Regions from separate parts of the Homo sapiens genome. Here regions 1 and 2 are each linked to region 3. A link is a contact called in ENCODE Hi-C or POLR2A ChIA-PET data. All regions are on one chromosome and are shown on one strand. The core of a region is the stretch at or near the end of the contact, and the rest is flanking DNA. Distances in the headings are between cores, read along the strand shown. Region 1 holds the start of GDI1 (GDP dissociation inhibitor 1). Region 2 holds the start of SLC10A3 (solute carrier family 10 member 3). Region 3 holds the start of IDH3G (isocitrate dehydrogenase (NAD(+)) 3 non-catalytic subunit gamma).

Region 1 (2,818 bases), core at 1-2,500, 640 kb before region 3:
CTGGCTAGTTGCCTCGCCTAAAATTGGGGTGATGGCTTCATCCGACCACACTCTCCATTGCAACCTTGCTGGGCAAAGGAGTCCCGTCCCCCTCACAAGGCGGAGAGTGAAATAACGGAGGCTTTGAGGGAGGCAGGGCATCCAGCAGACACAGGATGGCCTTCCAGTACCAACACGCCGAGAGGCATCTACCTACGCAGAGCCGCACAAAAAGGCGGATAAAACACAATAAGGCACAGAGAAGACCCAGCTGGACTGCAAAGGACACTCGAAAGGGAGGAAAAGAAAGGCTTAGCACAGTCCTTGAAATTGTAGGCCCCACCCTGGACTGCTCTTTCTTCAAATAGCAGGAGCCCCTGCCGCTGAGGAGGGGCATCTGGGCCTGGACCGAGGAAGAAGAGTCTCTGAGGGGAGTAGGCCAACGGGGTTTTCGGGGAAAGGGGGAAGATAAACACCCTCACCAGTCACTGTCACTAGCCCAAGGACAAAGGCTGCAGATGCTACCCAGCCTGAGGTCTCCATGGGCAACCGAGGTGGGGTTGCGGGAATGTGCTTACTGCCCCCACTGCTGTTCCTTCTGGAACATTCCCTGGATCCCCTGGCCCCAGAAGACGATGAGGAGGCGGGCTGAGGGCCCACTCTGGCGAGGCCCCCTGACCCCAGGTCCTTCTACTTCATCCCCACCGGGATTAGCGCAAGATGGGAACGGACGCTGAGAGGCAACGCTAGGCGGGCAATGGGTGCGGGCGACGGGTGGATGCCGTGATGGGTGGGGGCGATGGGTGGGCGGGGTCGTGGGCATCGGGCCGAGTGGGGGTGCGTTTTCCGGTCCAGCGGGCAGGGGTAGGGAAGATGGGAGGGCGCCGGGGGTCGGACCCGGGTAGCCCAGGAGGCGGCCAGGAAGGGGGCCTCTTCGGGGAGATGGGGTCATGGCAACGAGCAGAGGCGACGTCGCTGGGGGAGCAGCGGGGTGGGCACGGCGCCGGCTTTTCGGGGAGCGGAGCGCAGAAGATGGCAGTGACCAGAGGATGGGCCGGCGGCCGCATCATCGCGGGGGATGGCGAGGGCACGACGCAGGGCCAGGGGCGCCGGGGCCGCACTTACGGTGAGACCGGTCCCCAGCACGATCACATCGTATTCCTCGTCCATGGTCAGGCCTCGGTGCCAGCGCCCGCTCGGCTCCTCCTCCTCCTTCACCGCAGCAGTCGCCGCCGCCACCGCCGCCGCCGCCACCGCACTGGACCAAAGATGGCGGCGCGTCGGCCGTCGCCCGACCCCTCCGCCGCGTCAAAGAGTCCCGCCTCTTCCCGCGCCCCGCCGCAACCGGCAGGGGCCACCGCCTCCCCGGCTCGCCTCCCGGGAGGGCTGCCAGGGCCCGGGCCACAGCACCAGCGCGGCTCCGCGGGCGACGCTGCTCGCCGAGAGTCTAGAGAGGCGCGGGGCGGGGCGGGCGGGGCGGGCCGGCGGCCGGTGCTGCGGCCCAGGAAGAATCCGTGCGCGGGAGCCGCGCGCGCCCCGCCCCACCCGCCGCGCCCCGCCCCGCCCCGCCCCGCGCGCGCCCGCCCACCTCCCCACCCCCGCCCACCCCCCCGGGAGTCTCGGCGCGGCCCCGCGGCCGGGCGCGCGCCGCTGCGGCAGCCTGGGGCGGCCCCCTCACGACGCGAAGGCTGCCATTGTCACGACGGCCTCCTGAGACGCCGAAGCGCACCGGGACTCGGCCCGACCGCCCCTCCCTACCCTGAGCGGTTAGGGCCCAGCTTGCTAAAGCCCCTCCCGGTCTCCGCGGATGCCTCTTCGCCTCCCCCTCGCCAGGCTCCATCCTCCCGCATCCCTCCGGCGAGCACGCGCCTAAAGCCCAGCGCAGAAATGAGCGACAAGAGGCCCAACGCATGGCGACCCGCGTTTATTTTATTAGGAAGGAAACAACCAAGCACCCCATGCTCCTGCCCGGCACTCCCGGTGGGAACATGCCAAACAGCCGGCGATCGCACCCAGCCCACCTGTCGTGGAGGTCCCTTCCTTCTCAGGCCACAGAAATAAACCCGTGTACTTCTTATTGTTAGCACAACATCACCAGAAAACGATAACGACAGCCAAGCAGGACAGACAGTTAAGTAGTACTTCCACACTCCCAAACTCAGGGAGCCCTATAACCTTAAGGAGGGAGCATTTGCTACACAAAAGCACTATCCACAGCCAGGGATGATGTAGCCACAAGAATAAATAAGGAGAAAGGAGACCCTAGAATTCATGTCCCTTACGCCTCACAGCGACGAACCCTGGGAAGCTGGTTGGTCTAGCATCTACGCAGAATATGTACACCTTGTTGGGAGAGATGGGGGCAGCCCAAGAAAGCTCCTCAGCGGGCTGAAGAGGGAGCAAGATGGGCTGAGGGGAGCTTGCAGTTCATGCTGCAGTAGGAAGAGGGAAGCTCTTCAGTCCAGTGCGCTGCAGGGTGGGAAAGCAACAACACGGACACCGTCCCACCCTCAACCCCCCCACTGGCACAGGGTCACACAATCTGGGTCAAAGAAATAGTGGGGCCCTTGTGGTCATCAAAGCGATCCATGGTCTTGAGGCTGAGGATCATGTGCAGGCCATAGGTGAAGATGAAGAGCATGAACAGGGAGGTGAGCAGCCCCATCCAGATGCCGGGGGAGAAGAAGCTGGCACAGTCGCTGGCGTAGGAGAACTGCTCCCCCATTACGTTGAAAGCCTGGATCTGGCAGACACACAGACACGGGTCAGAAAGGACCGTTGGGAGGCCCAGCAAGAACTGGGACAGGGGCAGCGCAGGGACAGGACTCTCAACTACATG
Region 2 (4,332 bases), core at 1,701-4,200, 700 kb before region 3:
GCTGGGAGTACAGGCGCATGCCACCACGCCAGGCTAATTTTTGTATTTTTTGTAGAGATGGGGTTTTGCCATGTTGCCCAGGCTGGTCTTGAACTCCTGAGCTCAAGTGATCCACCCGCCTCGGTCTCCCAAAGTGCTGAGATAACAGGCGTGAGCCACCCGCACCCTGGGGTAAATTACTGATTCCCTAAACCAACTAGGAACATTGTCTTGCCTTTAATTTTGCTATTCCCTTTTCCTGCAGACAAAGCCACCAAATTCTTCATGTCAGATATCCCACCTGCCCACTTGGGCTTTTCAGGGAAGGCTGAAGTGATTGACAATAACAGACAGCAGTCTTCTGACTGCATTTGCTCTCCTTGACACCTGGCAAAAACAAGAATTGGTGGCTGCCAAGTGGCTAGTTCCAGGTGAATTTTACTGACAGTGTCAGGCAGGCCCAACAGCACAGGCAAGTGGAATACAAAAATTCCCTTTTCCTTCAAGAAGGACACAACTTTTTGGGTTTTCCTTCTTTGGCTTTTCCAGCTGACTCCTTTCTCCCTCTGGCCAATTTTACCCCATCCTCAGACAATCCCTACCCTCACTGCCGTTTTCCAAATTGCAATCTTCAGCCCCAGCATGTGCCTAGTCCAGCCCTTTCACCTGTCCTAGTCTAAATACTGTCTACTTCCATCAGGACCCTTCAACCCCATTTGAAAGGGACAGAACAACCTTTCCAGAACACCAAGTACAAACACACAAATCGCTTCTGCCTTAGTGATCCCTGGAGGCTAAACAATGGCTGAGAGCTATGGCTGCAAATGTTTTTGATCATCCACACATCAAACCCTTGTAACAACCCTCAGCATATGTATATTTGCTCATATTATACGCACATACTAACTTGAACTTTGTAAAACACACACAAAAATCAATTTTTTTTTTTTTGAGATGGGAGTCTCACTCTGTTGCCCAGGCTGGAGGAGAGTGGCGCGATCTCGGCTCACTGCAACCTCCCCCCACCCGGGGTTCAAGAGATTGTCCTGCCTCAGCCTCCCAAATAGCTGGGACTACAGGCGCCCACCACCACGCCCGGCTAATTTGTTTGTATTTTTAGTAGAGACGGGGTCTCACCGTGTTAGCCAGGATGGTCTCAATCTCCTGACCTCGTGATCCGCCCGCCTCGGCCTCCCAAAGTGCTAGGATTACAGGCATTAGCCACCGCACCCGGCCAAAAAAACTTTTTAAGCTGGGCATGGTGGCATGCTCCTGTAGTCCCAGCTACTTGGGATACTGAGGTGGGAAGATCGCTTGAGCCCAGGGGTTCGAGGCTGCAGTGATTATGATGGCACTACTGCATTCCAGCCTGGGTAACAGAGCGAGACCCTGTCTCTAAATAAATAAATAAAGTTTTAAAATAAATTTAAATGTCAATAAATTTATTAAAAGTATATTATTTGGCTGGGCACGGTGGCTCACACCTGTAATCCCAGCACTTAGGGAGGCTGAGGCGGGTGGATCGTTTGAGGTCACGAATTTGAGACCAGCCTGGCCAACATGGCAAACCCTGTCTCTACTAAAAAATATAAAAATTAGCCGGGTGGTAGTGGCGCACGCCTGTAATCCCAGCTACTCAGGAGGCTGAGGCAGGAGAATCGCTTGAATCCGGGAGGCGGAGGTTGCAGTCAGCCGAGCTTGTGCCACTGCACTCCAGCCTAGGCGACAGAGCGAGACCCTGTCTCAAAAATAAATAAATAAGTAATAAAAACAAATGTATATCATTCATTTGAAACATTAGAGACGTGGGTGGTTTTGTTCTGTTCTGTTTCCACATCTGCAACCATGCGTCTTGTGCACCTACCCGGGGCAAATACCTCCGACTCCATCACAGTCTTGACAAGAGGTTGAAGTGTGCAGATTGATTCCAGTTGCACCAATAAGCTTTGGGAACATATGATCCCCCCCCCCCCAACTCTGTACTGTCTTCTGTACTGCCTTCCGACCTTCTTTCTACACATTCCCATCATATTTTTCCCCAACTTTCTGCCTTCTTTCTCTTCCTTTACCACAAAGCCTCTGCACCTTGCTAGTGGCGCCAAAGTTTGGAAAAGCAGACAAGTCCACTTAATGTTCCACAGTATAGAAACTGGCCTACGCCGGGCGCAGTGGCTCACGCCTGTAATCCCAGAACTTTGCGAGGCCGAGGCGGGTGGCTCACGAGGTCAGGAGTTCGAGACCTACCTGGCCAACATGGTGAAACCCCGTCTCTACTAAAAATACAAAAATTAGCCGGGCGCGGGGGCGGACGCCTGTAATCTTAGCTACGCGGGAGGCTTAGAGAGGAGAATGGATTGAACCCGGGAGGCGGAGGTTGCAGGGAGGCGGAGGTTGCAGTGAGCCGAGATCGCGCCACTGCACTCCGGGCTGGGTGACAGAGCAAGACTCAGTCTCAGAAAATAAATACATAAAATAGAAATAGGCGCTCGGTCAATACTTGAACGAAAGGAGGAACTCCGCACAGAGCCTGGCGTCCAGGTCGGTCAAACTCAACCCTGGGGCCCCAGGGCTGGGCACCTTGAGCGGCAACGTGGCCAAAACCCTAACCCCGGGCACCCAGCCCTGCTAACGTCTAACCCTCTGTCCCATTGCCTTTAGAGGTCGCAGCGTAATCGGGAATGCCTGGGGCTCCCTCCCAGAGCGGGTCGCCCCAGCGATCACAACAGCTTCAGATGCGCTGCCAAGCGATTGGTCCAGGCAGCGCCAAGCGCCGACCAGCTCACCCGCACCGCGCCCGCGCCGGCGCGTCACTCCCAGAGACGTCACAACCGGTCGGAGCCCAGCGAGCAGCCGGAGTTGAGCTGGACGCTGAGGGGGGGGCGGGGCCCTGACGCGCGGGGCGGGGAAGGGAGGGGCTTCGGTGGGGCGGGGCCCTGACAGGCCGAGCTCGCGGGCGACTGCCGGCCAGGCAGACGCTGCAGCTAAGCTGCGCGGTGGCTGTGGCAGGTGAGAGCCTCCGGAAGGGAGGCGGCCTCTGGCCCCGACCCTGCTCCGCGATCGCCCACTCGGGCGCCCGGCCGGGCCTGGCAGGGAAGGGCCGCCGCCGCCGCCGCGCGTTTGCGAGGCCTGGCGGGGCCGCGGGGCCCAGGAATGGCGTAAGGGGCCCCCCCAGACTCCGAGACGGCCCGAGCGGGTCGCCGGCTGTGGGACGGCGGCGTGCCCTTCCTTTCCTCCCTCCCAGGTTCGCGCCCGAGCTCTGCTAGCCACCCGTCCGACAACTTCCGGACTCCCAGGTAGGGAGGAGCCCCTGTTAGCACTGCCAGTTACCCCGAACACTTGGCCGTTTTGGAAGGGCCGGGACTCCCTCCCCTGCCTTGTGGGTGCATCTGCTCAAACTCTGTCGGCCCCTCAAGCAGAAATGGTGTGGGATCTGGGCCAAACCCCTCTTGGAGTGACTCAGAGCCGCCAGCCCTACTGGAGGGATGGGGCATGGGGTGGATGGCCCCTAGCCTTTCCCTTCTGAGCTGGTTTGTATCACCCCGGTGGCTTCAGTCCTGGTGCCTTCATCTTAGCTCCTGTACTTTGCCTCTCCCACCCCACTGGTTTTCCTGCCTCCCTCTTCAGAGGTAAGACACATGGCTGGACCAAGGCCTCCAGGGTAAGTGACCCGAACTTCAAGCCAGCAGAGGCCATGTCATCCTAAGCTAGGGATAGGGGAGGCTCGCCGGGATGAGCCTTTGGCTTAACCTAACCTCTGCTCCCTACTTCTGCCTCACCCCAGTCTCAGATGACGGGAGGCCAATGCCAAAGACGGATAGGATCTATAGAGGCAGTCCTCTTCTAGGACTGGGACACAACAGTGCATGAGGCAACTGACAGGGGTGATGTAAAGCTGTTGTGTCTCCATCCTGGTTGCCCCAGTTCTAGCAGGTGATGTGACACTACGGTGGTCGCTGCCCAGATTGAGAAGTGGAAGGGGGTGTTGCTGGCCGCTAGAAACACTCATAATTCCACTGAGTTTGAGGCTCTGGTAGGGGCGCATGTGGGCATGGGAAGGAGCCCTGCACTCTGAGCACAGCCTCTCAGATGTAACGCAGTGGCTCTGGGAGGTCAAAGTCTCAGCCCAGTGGGAGCTCTGACAAAAGGAGGAGAAACCCCCCCAGTAGACATGTGGCTCTGTCTGATCCACTCCTGCCGCCCCTTCTGGCAACTTCCCTGGGGAGGGAGGACCTGCTTCCCAGCAGGACCTTCATCGAGTCACTGTAGGGGCAGGTAGAGTGGGCCAGGGAGCCACAGCTGAATGGCACTCAAGGGCCATCACTAGGCATTGCCTCTCCATTCCTGAGTGTGGGG
Region 3 (4,376 bases), core at 1,524-4,023:
TGCTGGGGTCAGGGGTGCCCAGTGGGCTGCCCAAGGGGTGCTTTACCCTAAGAGGGCCATACCCAAAAAAGGCCCCATTTCCTTCTTTGGACTTATGGGAACTTAGCTGGGCATGGTGGCGAGCACCTGTCATCCCAGCTACTTAGGAGACTGAGAGGAGAATCGCTTGAACCCGGGAGGTGGAGGCTGCAGTGAGCCAAGATCGTGCCAATGCACTCCAGCTGAGGCAACAGAGTGAGACCCTATCTCAAAAAAACAAACAAAAAACAAAAACAAAAACAAAACACCCACACAGACAAACTGGCCAATGGCAACCGGGGTGGGCTGACTCCTGGCCCTTTCTCCCGGTCCAGATACTCATTCAGGAAACAGCGGGTGGTGAGCCCAGGGTTACCTCGTGTAGGCACAGCACACAAAGCAGGTGAGGAAGGTGACCTGTCAACACTGGCTAGGATCTGGCATCACCGTGCCCTGATCTCTCCGGCACCCCAAGAGTTGGAATCTTGATTCTCCCTCTATCGACACAGGTCCCCCATCAACTAGCAGTGAGGAGCACCCCCCACCCGCCCTCCTGTCTGAAACCCCACTGTCTCACCTGGACCCTGTTCTTGCATGTCAGGGAGATCTCCACAATGAAGACGGTCTCAGTGGAAATGACAGCGTCAGAAGTGGTGTAGTAGGAAGGGGTGATCTGGGGCTCCAGGCAGGCCTCGGCTGCGGGGAAGAGGGAGAGATGCCTGGGTAAGGCCAGCTCGAGTATCCCGGTCTGAGGGCAGGATGGCCCGGCCCTGCCTCATAGCACGGATCAGCTGGGGACCCATGCGCTCTTCCTGCCCCTTCCAGGTGGGATATGCGAGACAGATCCAAGTGCTCGGTCACAAATGCAATGGCAACGTAGGCGGGATGGCTGTGAAGGAAGGCTGGGGAGGGGCAAGGCCGGCTTTCTGGAGGTGTGCAGGAAGAGCGAACTGGGGACAGGTGGGGGCTGGATTCACTGGACAATACATGCCAACACTTGGACCTATGACACGGAGGCCCGGGGGCCACGCCAGCCTCAATTCAGAGCCACAAACGGCCTGGACGAGTTACTGAAGGCATCCTCAGCAGAGACATCGGGGGTGGGGGCTGCAGGCAGGCAATGCACTGGGGCTTTCAAGATGAGAGAAAGGGTCTCTGCCCCCGGCCAGTTGACAGAAGGTGAAGACTGGCCCCAGCGTTTCCTGAAGAAGTAAACGGGAGAGACTCTGGTTCCAGAAGCACAACTTGTTAGCTGTGAGAGAAAGGACCTTGCCTTAGCCTTCTCCATAACCAGAGGCCCAAAGGAAAGGAAGGCTGCCGCCTACATCAGAGGGTGTGAAACAAAGGCTCCCCAAAGTGGGAATGTTCTCAGCCACCCGCTGTCCAAATGTGGTGCCCTGGCAGAACGATGGCTTCAGCAGAGGACGTCAGAGAAGGCTCTGGGTCTGGACCACAGGAGGCAGATCCCTAGGAACAGCGTGGAGGCAGTTCTCAGGGGCTAGATCCCGCCAGCCCTTCTGTGTCCTGCCTAAGTTGGGCCTGCTTCCTGTGGCGCAGGGGAGCCCCCGAAGGGTTTTATGGCCAGGCTTGTCCTCTGGATACGTCCCTGACTATAGTTCAGGGAATTCCTGAGGGGCAGATGAGGAGTGTGCGGAAAGGGAGGCCAGTTAGGCTGCCAAAACGTTGCAGGCAGCAAGGCTACTGGCCTGAAGGACGGCAGAAAAGGGAATGTGGAGAAAGCCGCCCCTGTCCAGTCCTGGCCCCCGGGCCCGGGGCTGGCTGCTGCAGCCACCTCCTAAACACACTCTGGAGTTCAGACCTCAGCCCCTCACGAATGCAAATCGACGGGACCCCTGGTCGGCTCTGCCGAAAACTCTGGTAAGGGTAAGGCAGGGCCCTCCGGAAAAGCCAGTCTTCGGCCTGGCACTCAAGGCCCTGCGCACCTTTGGCTCCCCATCTAACTCGCCCCGCTCTTGCTCCCTCTCCTCACTGAGGTCCCTTCCTAGCTTATGTGGCTCCTCCAGCCCCGTTTTTGGCCGCGATCGCTCAGCGCTACAGAGCTTCGCTCCGGTCCGACCCCGCAGGGAGCGGGAGCCGGGACATGTGTCACGTTCCGTGCTGCAGCTTGGGGGCCGGGCGCACCATGGAGGCTCGGGGACTCCTCTTCGTATGGGCAGACAAGGAAAAGCCTGGCTGCCGGTAAACGTGCGCGAGGTGCTTTGGTCCCCCCGTCCCAAGGCCGCCTGCCTCTCGGGGGAAGGCCCGGCCCGCAGCGACGGACCCTGAAAGGCCGGACCCCCGCATCCCTCCTGCCCCCAACACCACCTGCCGTGGGTCAGAGGCTCGCAAGAAAGAAGCCCCGGCTGGGCCGCTACCTGAGCAGCGGGAGAGGCTGGACAGCAGGAGCAGCGCCAGGGCGCCGAGAGATGCCATCGCCGCCATCGCCTCTTCTCTGCCTAGAGGAAAAGAAAACGAGCTCCCATGAACACGAGGGGCAAACGAGGAAGAGCGACGCGTAAGTGGCAGCGGCAGCCAATCGCGCACCGAACGGCTGGGCCGGCATTGTGACGTCTCTGGCAGCACTGACGTGGCCCCTCCCTGAGCCAGGGGCCCAGCTGGTCGCGGTCCCCCCCTCAACATGGCGGCAGCGGTGCTCTAGGCGCCGGAAGGGGGCGTGAATCGGTGCGACCGCGCGCGTGCGCAGTACCGGGTCCGCGCCTGTCCCCGAAACTTCGCACCCCGTCGAACTCTCGCGAGAGCGGTATCTGCGTGTCGGGACGTGCGGAGGCTCTCACTTTCCGTCATGGCGCTGAAGGTAGCGACCGTCGCCGGCAGCGCCGCGAAGGCGGTGCTCGGGCCAGCCCTTCTCTGCCGTCCCTGGGAGGTGAGCAGGGAAAGAGCCACGGGACCGCGGCAGCGGTCGCAGGGGAGCGGTGGGGTAGCCGCACCCGAAGCAGTCTGGAGTCCGATTGGCTAGGGGCCCCACCAGGGGCGGGGAAAGGGCTTCGCGCCGGGGTTGATTGGCCGCCTCCGCTGTCACTGAGGGGATTGGCCGAAGTTGGCCCTGGACCGGCTCCCCCAGGGGGTCTGCATCGGGTGGCGGGGGGCCCTCCGGACGGGCCGGGAGAGTGGGCCACGGCGGCTGTCACCTCCTTAGTGTCCTTGAAGGAGCCCTTCTGAGGCAGTCACTCACGTATCCCGGCCCGCCTTTCTCAAACCGCTTCGGGAATCCGGTTCCGGGACTCAAATTTCTCCACGGTTTCCTCTCTCGTGGACCGCTTTGCCACCTATCCCGGTGGCAAAGAACCGGACTTTGCCAGTCATCCCCCATAGTCCCCCAGTCTTAGAGCCCCAGATGCCTTCCCCTCGAGGCGCCTGGAATGGGAAGGAGCTAGGGTTTCTGAGGCTGCGGGGGTTTTGCTTCTGCTCTTCTCCGTGTGCGGTCTTGCGTATTCAGGTCCGAGTCTTCTTTCCTTACACTTATTTAAGAAGAGGTTAATTTAGGTCCTAGGTGGGCTGGAAACCATCTGAAGCAGCTGCCAGCCAGCACCTGGCCCTGATGGGTAAGAGGTTTGACCTCTAGGCCATGCTCCCACACTGAGCCACTGCGTGGCCTTAGGCCATTTCCTCCTCTCTCTGGGTTCTAGTTTCCCCTTTGGAACCCAGAGGGGAGGAGACTTCATGTTCTCAAAGGATCCTGTCAACTCTGACCTTCCAGAACTCCGTGACTTTGCGGCCACTCCCCAGGGACATCTCTACTTGCCATGTTTTCTCCTTCTGACCTCTGGGGGAGACTGCTTGTGCCTAATGAAATTCTCTTGACGATGCTGACTTCTCCCACCTTGCTGCTGAAAGGACGGCAGTATATAGTGGCTTTCCAGAGGCTCTGATGGCTCCAGCAACTGGGCTCCTGTAGGCTCTTGGTGAAGACATGTGTGCCTCCTCCCTGACCTCCCCTGTGTGTGTGCCTGTGTGTGCGTTGGGGTGGGAGTAGGGGACAGTGAACGGTGGGTAGCTGGGCAGTGCCTTGCCCTGAGACTGACCGTCCTGGGTGTGAGAACCCTTACAGAGGAACCCCAGGTCTTGAATCCCACTGATTTGGACGCCATAGGAAAACATGCAGCCACCATTGACACATGGTCCAACAGAAATATGCCAAAGACAGAAGCCTCAGCAGGCATAAGATGTGGGGTGTGGATGTTCTTTCTTTCCATGGAACCATGAAAGGGTGATGGGAGAGCGGGAGGCGTGTACATATTGCATCCTGCCTCACACTTGGCTCCTTTGATTGGTGGCTTCACAGGGAAGTCAGGGCACAAGGCAGAGCCTTTGCGACCTCCTGAAGGAAGGTGCCTGCA

What was found. Hi-C counts contacts between places; a loop is a spot of excess contacts on that map. ChIA-PET counts read pairs that join two places held with the same protein, here RNA polymerase II (POLR2A). Pooled maps may share reads with other maps.
Region 1: a loop to region 3 is called in a pooled map, with 4 times the contacts of the local background. The contact joins the promoter of GDI1 here to the promoter of IDH3G in region 3. A Hi-C loop is called at or near these places in 5 of 50 pooled maps.
Region 2: a loop to region 3 is called in a map with no recorded cell type, with 21 times the contacts of the local background. The contact joins the promoter of SLC10A3 here to the promoter of IDH3G in region 3. A Hi-C loop is called at or near these places in 1 of 37 single-sample maps with no recorded cell type and 6 of 50 pooled maps. POLR2A ChIA-PET finds 5 or more read pairs at or near these places in 1 of 52 experiments (CD4-positive, alpha-beta T cell).

What each region holds. Positions count from the first base shown.
Region 1 is chrX:154,435,586-154,438,403 of GRCh38, reverse strand. It overlaps GDI1 (GDP dissociation inhibitor 1), which reads right to left and starts at 1,250. Exons shown (of 11, transcript NM_001493.3): 1 at 1,105-1,250. The coding sequence starts at 1,149. It overlaps ATP6AP1 (ATPase H+ transporting accessory protein 1), which reads right to left. Exons shown (of 10, transcript NM_001183.6): 10 at 1,888-2,722. The coding sequence ends at 2,513. RefSeq lists an enhancer at 1,218-1,718.
Region 2 is chrX:154,489,247-154,493,578 of GRCh38, reverse strand. SLC10A3 (solute carrier family 10 member 3) reads left to right here and starts at 2,950. Exons shown (of 2, transcript NM_019848.5): 1 at 2,950-3,272. RefSeq lists a silencer at 2,718-3,227.
Region 3 is chrX:153,792,772-153,797,147 of GRCh38, reverse strand. IDH3G (isocitrate dehydrogenase (NAD(+)) 3 non-catalytic subunit gamma) reads left to right here and starts at 2,773. Exons shown (of 13, transcript NM_004135.4): 1 at 2,773-2,902. The coding sequence starts at 2,822. SSR4 (signal sequence receptor subunit 4) reads right to left here and starts at 2,480. Exons shown (of 6, transcript NM_006280.3): 1 at 2,394-2,480; 2 at 596-714. The coding sequence starts at 2,460. RefSeq lists enhancers at 2,524-2,783, 2,683-3,410 and a silencer at 3,074-3,223.